Linked DNA regions of Mus musculus: region 2 is linked to region 1. The links are chromatin contacts, found by POLR2A ChIA-PET in ENCODE. All regions are on one chromosome and are shown on one strand. The core of a region is the stretch at or near the end of the contact, and the rest is flanking DNA. Distances in the headings are between cores, read along the strand shown.

The links. ChIA-PET counts read pairs that join two places held with the same protein, here RNA polymerase II (POLR2A).
Region 2: POLR2A ChIA-PET joins it to region 1 with 14 read pairs in Patski. The contact joins the enhancer-like site here to the promoter of Frs3 in region 1. POLR2A ChIA-PET finds 5 or more read pairs at or near these places in 2 of 5 experiments (Patski and embryonic stem cell).

Annotation. Positions count from the first base shown.
Region 1 is chr17:47,693,594-47,697,021 of GRCm38, forward strand. Frs3 (fibroblast growth factor receptor substrate 3) reads left to right here and starts at 1,614. Exons shown (of 7, transcript NM_144939.2): 1 at 1,614-1,679. Prickle4 (prickle planar cell polarity protein 4) reads right to left here and starts at 1,143. Exons shown (of 7, transcript NM_001290337.1): 1 at 918-1,143.
Region 2 is chr17:47,761,222-47,764,649 of GRCm38, forward strand. It overlaps a transcript of Tfeb not described here. Among named protein-coding and RNA genes, the nearest start is that of Tfeb, 23 kb to the right of the region's middle. Within about 2 kb of position 1,489, at least 2 of the 3 ENCODE cell types and tissues checked have a DNase peak (open chromatin) inside an H3K27ac peak, as active enhancers do.

The DNA of each region.
Region 1 (3,428 bases), core at 364-2,863:
GGACTGGGTTGTGTCCGGTGGGGATAGCCACAGCAAACTTGTATGTTTATTCAGTGTCTGAGATTATTCTAGAACTAGGATGGAGTCTGACAGCAGCTGGGCTCAGGAGGACGGCCAGTAAATCACTGAGCTTTGGGGATGGGCAGCAGGCTCGGTTTATAACCATCTGAGTACCACCCAACTCCAAGCGCTCCCTCAGTCCCCCTTCCTATACCCAGTACCACCCTTCCCTATTCCCCCGCTTCCCACCCACCTGCTTCCTTCCCGTTCTGTCCCTCAGGTCAGGTTTCCTGTGGAAGGTGGCCAGAATGGACTGTCCACACTCAGGGCTAGGAACAGCCACACCCCTTAGCACCGGTTCAGCTCCATGCAACAAGTCAGGGTGTGTGTGTGTGTGTGTGTGTGTGTAGGGGGGATAGGTTCTGGGGCCCTAGAAGAGGACTTGTACCCTCTTCAGGATCAGTTCTAGTTTGCGTGGAACTGTCCAACACAGAAATAACTATCAGAAAACAGACCTCTACCCAACACCCTTGCTGTCCCCCACCCAAGGACAACCTAATTCACCTCCCGCTACCATTAGACCCCATCTTACTAACATTCTGGTTTCCTTCCATAGTTCCCTTCCTCTCTCCTCTCAGGTAAGAGCAGGCCGAACACTGGCTTCCCACCGCCCTCTCCCAGATGCAACTAGGTTCCAGGGGTCGACCTTCCCCAAACAACACCGGTCCTTGGAAGAATGAGCCTGAGAGGCACTAGAGAGCAGTAGACATGGGAAAGTGTTCCTGACACCCAGTGGAAAAGGAGTGTGGGGGGGGGGTGTGCGCTTTCACCAAGTGGCCTCTAGGTATAGCCCCCAAATTTTCCTAGAACTTGGCCGGTCCATCTGCGAGGCGGAGGGAGGCTCAATACGTGCTTACCGAGTTCGCTTGGGGTCCCTGTCTAGCTGCTGGTTTAGGAGTGGGAATCAAGAATCCGAAAGGGTCTCTGCGTGGCTAAGCACCAGCGCAGCACAGGAGAGATCTGCCGTCGGCCGCGCCCCCAAGTGGCCCTGACAAGGCGGGTGCTTCAGACCGAGGAAAGCGCTTGTGGGTCTCAGGGCAAGAAGGGCACAGGCACCGGTGGACTTGGCTACGCGATGCACGGACGCCAAGCTGCGAACTGTCCGGACTCTCCCGGCCCGGCCCGCCCCCCGGCTTAAGCCCCGCCCCCTCTGGGCCTTTACTGCCCTCCCCTTTGTCCCCAGAGATCCCTCGCCACTTCCCCTCCTGGATTCCGAGTCTTGACCAGTCTTCTCTGATCCGCTTTGCTATGGTGACTCTCTTCTGCTTGAGAGATTGCCCCTACCTCTGTCCCCGTCCCGCCCCGCCGCGCCCCCTTCTCCAGACAGGCCACGCCCCTCAGGAGTCCTAGTCGCGGGCCCCGAGCGCCCTCTGGCGTCTGCGCATGCTCTCTGTCCCCGACTGCAGCAAAGTCCTCCAAAGGGACCTTCTAGGCTGCGTGCCGGTTGCCCCGGCTCGGGTCGGTCCGCCCGCAGCGTCTCGTTGGTGCAGCCAGCGACCTCCGACCCCGCGGGCGCGGGGCGGGGCGGGGCTGGGAGGCCTTAGCTGCGGGCGGGCGGCGGCGGCTGCTGCAGCGGGACCCGGGAGCGGGGCCCGGCGCCGCCTGGGCCGCGGGGCGATGTGAGTCGGGGCGCGTCGGGGCGGGGACCAGGCGGCTCTACCGAGGCCGGGTCGTGCCGCACCGCAGTCTCGGCTTCTACCCTAGAAAGCTCCAAGCGGGCGGGCTAGCGGCGGACCCGGGAGCTGGGGGGGCGGGGATCCAGGCTGGGAGCGCGGCCGCGACCTCCGCGTTCCGTCTGGGTATCTAGAAAACCTCCGGTTACCAGTTCTGCTTTTCGCTCCCCAGACCCCACCCTCTTCTCCCCCTAGTTACACCTTCGGGTCTTCGGGATCCCGCAGAACCCCCTCACTTACGCTCCCAACCCTCTGAACCGCCCACAGTCACATCGTTCTCTGCTCAATGGCCCAAAGGCTTCTGCAACCCTGAAATTCCTCAGCCTTTGCATGCTTTTTGCAGCCCATCTTCTCCCAAGGCTTCGTATACATTTTCAGATCTCATACCTCCATCTAGTGCCTGTACCCAACCCTACCTACTTCAGACAGCCTCCCCATCCCACCCAGTATAATCCCCTTTCGATGGGTCATCTGATAATGTGTTTGATATCGCAAAGAAAAAGAGGGGTGTCGGAAAGATGCAATCCCTCTCCCATCTTGCATCCAGTAGCTCTTGACTTCACACCCCTTCCCAACTCCCTGTTGATAGTTTAAACCCCCATGTTTTTTCCAGTGTCTACCTTTAGCCTGCGCACATTTCCTTCAGCCTGCTTCCTCCTTCCAAAGAATAAGCCAAACCAAGAGTGGGCTTCTTTTTCCACACCTAAGAGGTGTGGAAGGATGCAGGACTCGGGGGACCCTGGGAAGTACTGTTTTCCTGGAACAGGAAGGTGGGATTTCAAGGGTTTTCTTCAGAGTCCTGTTTTGTGGATTCATCTACCTAGGTCTCAGCTAATCTGAAATTTTGCCTCTTATTATAGTTGGACCTTTCTGACACTAGGGTCAGAAAGTCTGTCCAGCATTCAAATGTGAAATGCTTTATAGCTACTTCTTTTTTTTTTAAGATTTATTTATTTATTTCATGTATTTGGGTATACTGTCGCTGTCTTCAGACACACCAGAAGACGGCATTGAATGCCCATTACAGATGGTTGTGAGCCACCATGTGGTTGCTGGGAATTGAACTCAGGACCTCTGGAAGAGCAGCCAGTGCTCTTAAGTGCAGAGCCATCTCTCCAGCCCTGTATCTACGTCTAGAAACTACCTCAACTAGAACTCCCATAGTTGACAGATGTTTCCTCAAAAACAAACAAACAAAACAAAACCAAACCCTAGGGGCAGGAGTAGAGATGGTGGAGGGAGAATGATGAGCCCCCTACCCCAGGTATCATAGCAGCAAAGCAATCTAAAATGCTGGTTTCCAGAGTCCTAAGCTGGCACTCTTGCTGAGCTAGCACAGTGATACTGTTCTTCTGAGAAAGCAAGCTTTTTATAGGGTTAAAATCCCCTGCAACGGTCAGGGTATGTGCTTGGGTTTGAGGTTTTGTTATGTTTGGGGACGTTTTGTTTTTTGGAGGGCAAGTTGTGACGGGGTTTTTCTGTGTAGCCTGGGCTCTGTGGACCAGGCTGGCCTTGAATTCAGACATCTCCTGCTTTTGCCCTCTGAGTGTTGGGATTCAAGTCATGGGCCACCACCTCCCTGCTAGGCGATATTCTGGGAGGATTCAGAGGGGCCTCCAGTGAGGGCTATGAGCTGAAGGTACTGGGCACCTCACACTGTCTTTGGTCCTGAGAAGTCCCTTTCAGGGCTGAGAA
Region 2 (3,428 bases), core at 239-2,738, 68 kb after region 1:
AAGCTGTGTGGAAGGCCTCGGCCTCGGCATGATAGCCCAGGAAACTGGGACTGGCACCTCGAGTTCTCGTCTCACCTTCCTCTTCTTTCTGCCCTCTTTCGGAGTTCCTGTCTCCTACTCTGTTGAGCTAGCCTCACACTACCCCAGCCCTGGATTCTAGACTCCATCGTAACCTTGAACAGAGACTCTTCCCCAGCCAGCCTGTTTGTTCATCTGTTAGAGTAAAGGGATGGTCTCCACCAGGCCCCACGGCCTCAGGCTCTGTCCTCAGGGCACAGGAGTCATGTCATGGTGAAGACAGGCATTGTGCAAATCCACATGCACACACACACCTATACACACATCCACACACAAACAAACACCCATATACCTATACATACATACACACACACACTTACATACAAACACATATCCCCTATATACACAAACACACATACCCCTACACACACAAACACACACATCTGCATACAAACACACACAGCCCTACACACACACAAATACACAGTTCTACACACACACAAACACAATTCTACACACAAACACACACACATAGACACATCCACATACAAATATGCACCTATGTACACACTCACACACAAACACATGCACACCTATATACACATATATACACATGTACACATCCACACACACATCTGTACACATACATCCACACAAATGCACACATACACATCTATCCATACATACACCTCTATACATCTGAACACACACACACACACACACCTATACACACACACACACAGATCCATATACACACATACACACACACACACACACCTATATACACACATACCTATATACACACACATCCATCCACACACATCCACTCACACACACATGGATTATGCATGTTCTACTGTGTGAGGCTGACAGGATGCCCGTGACTACTCTTGCTTGGCTAGGAAAATGGAGGCCTTTGCCCTTCGGAAAATGAGCGACCTGTCATCTATCTGTGTCTCAGGGGCAAAGGTTGTCACTGTGACTTTTATTTGTGACCTTTGGGGAGTGTGGGCTGCACATTTGTGTAATCTGTTGTGGAGCCTCAGAGGGAGCAAGGGCAGCAAGCTCCTGTCACCAGGTGCCTTCCCAGCTCAGGAGAACGGAAAGTGATCTCAGCAAAGGGCCGAAGCCTGAGGTACCACGTTGGCTTCCTCCCTTCCCCATGCCCACGGGAGCTTCACTCTCACTCCCTGCTCGAACCCTGCTTGTTCCTGGGGGACATGGCTGCCTTTTCCTGCAGTTTAATGCCCCTATCTGTGGAGCTTCAGCCTGCAGCCAAAGGAGGCATGGAGGCCCAGAGTGCAGGCACTGGCGATCCCTGCCCCAGAGGAAGTGGCCGGACGAAGTCCAGTCTGGGACACTGTGGTCAACACCTGATACCGTCTGAGTGATTTTCTGCCTTGAGACCTGCCAGGGAGAGGAGCAGGCAGCTGAACCTGCCCACGGCCTGCTTGGCATGCTGGCTACAGCCAGCTGGTGACTCATTCCCCCAGGGAGGATGCCCAGTACAGGCTATATGGCCAGAGGTCCGGGGTGCCTCAAAAAACCTGTGCAAGTGAAGCCCACACTGGGCAGGCTGTGGAGGGAGCAGAAAAGTCCCACATGTGGGGCCAGGCCACTCTCTTGTCCCTCTGCCCTCTCCGTCACTGGGACTACAATCCCAGGATACACTGTCTCTGTCATGCAAAATCCCTCACAAGAGAGCAGGCAACTAGCGGAGATTCAGGAGTCCCTCTTCCTAGTGGCCTGTTTGCCTTCTCCTCCCTGGACCAAGGCTAGGGAGTACTTGCCTATCCCTGTAGCCTTTTCTCCAGCCTGCTGCCCAGGAGGGGTGGGAGGCTCTCTTCGGGGAAATGAATTCTTGGCCGGAGCCCAGATGCTGGCCTGCCTAGCTTTGCTCCAGGGTGATGCTGGGTGTACACACAGCCCCATTGTGTGCCTGGGCCTCAGGCCTGCGTCATGGGCCTGGCACCAGCACTATCAACACCAGCACTGGCTCCCACAAGGGCCTGAGCCCTCAAGCTCTGGTGAGGGGGCAGGGGCGCTGGTGATTAGGAGAGACTTCTGTGGTGGGGCCAGGGGTGCGGAGTTGCTTGACTGCTGGTCCCCGAGTTCAGGCTGGACCCCCCAGCTCTTCACAGCCAAGCTTGGAAAAAGCAAGGCAAACTTCTTCCCGAGAAACAGCTTCGTCTGGGATCTGAAGGGAACCAGATACGTGAGGACATAGAGCCCCCATGTGCTCTGTAAAGCAAAGGGAATAGTAATCAAGGGTGGTATGGTTGGTGGGGGCAGCAAGCCTCCAAGGCTAGAAAGCAGGCTCTGCCTCAGTTTCCCTATGCCAGCTGTATTGTATATACCCTACCAATAAGGGAAAGTTGTACAGAGGTGAGCTGTGGCCAAGACTGGGCTTAGAATCTCTCTCTCGAGCTCTATAGGCTGGGCCTGAGCCCCCTTCCCAGGCCTAGTTCCACTGGCAAACAGGACATCCTGCCTCTGGATGCTTCTATTCTGAGAGTTTGGCTTGAGTCTCTGTAGCTCCTCAGGTTTCTAGCCTGAAGGGGGCCTCTGTAGCAAAGGAACCTGCCATGAGCCACCTGGCTCCCAGCAAGAAGGGTCCCACCCTGCCTTACACTCAAGCTGAAGGCCAAAGGGAGAGTCCCCAGACATGTCCCCTGTGGGGTCCCTGTTTTCACCTCCTTAGTTGTACCTAGTCCAGGAGCCCCAGTCCCCAGGCCCATCTTCCTAGCTGCCTTGCCCATCCTGGGCATGAGGCCCGGCATCTTCCTTCAGTACCTCAGCAAAGGGACAGGGAATTCCTTAAAGGTGCCTGTGAGACTGAGATGCCAGGATTGGCGCATGGGGACAGGTGGAGATGGTAGGAACTAGAAGGAGACGCCCAGGGTGGTGTCTGTCCCGGAGTCTCCCCCCGTGCTGCTCGGACGTACTGCTCCGTTTATACCTTTCCCAACACCCTGCCATTGTGTCCTCCCCTCATGACACAGCAGTGGATAAAACAAGCTCTCAATGCATGAGCATGGCAGGCGTGACCCAGAGGGTAGCATTGGGTACTGGAAGGATTGTGGGTGGTGCCGAGGAAGAGAAGCACCAGGAAAGGCCTTGGAAAGCTCACACACTAATCAGAAACCGGGGCAGGGGACTAGAAGTTCGGGTCAGCTGTTCTGAACACATGTTGCTCTTACAGAGGACCCAGGTTTGATTCCCGACACATGGTGGCTCGCAGCTATCTGTCTTTCCAGTTCTAGGGGACCCAACACTCTCTTCTGATCCCTGCAGGCTCTGGGCATGCACGTGGTACACATACATACATACATTCATGCATGCATGCATGGAAAAGACACACTCATGAAATAAAAAAAAAATTCAAACATTGGACAGAGACTTCTCAGTGC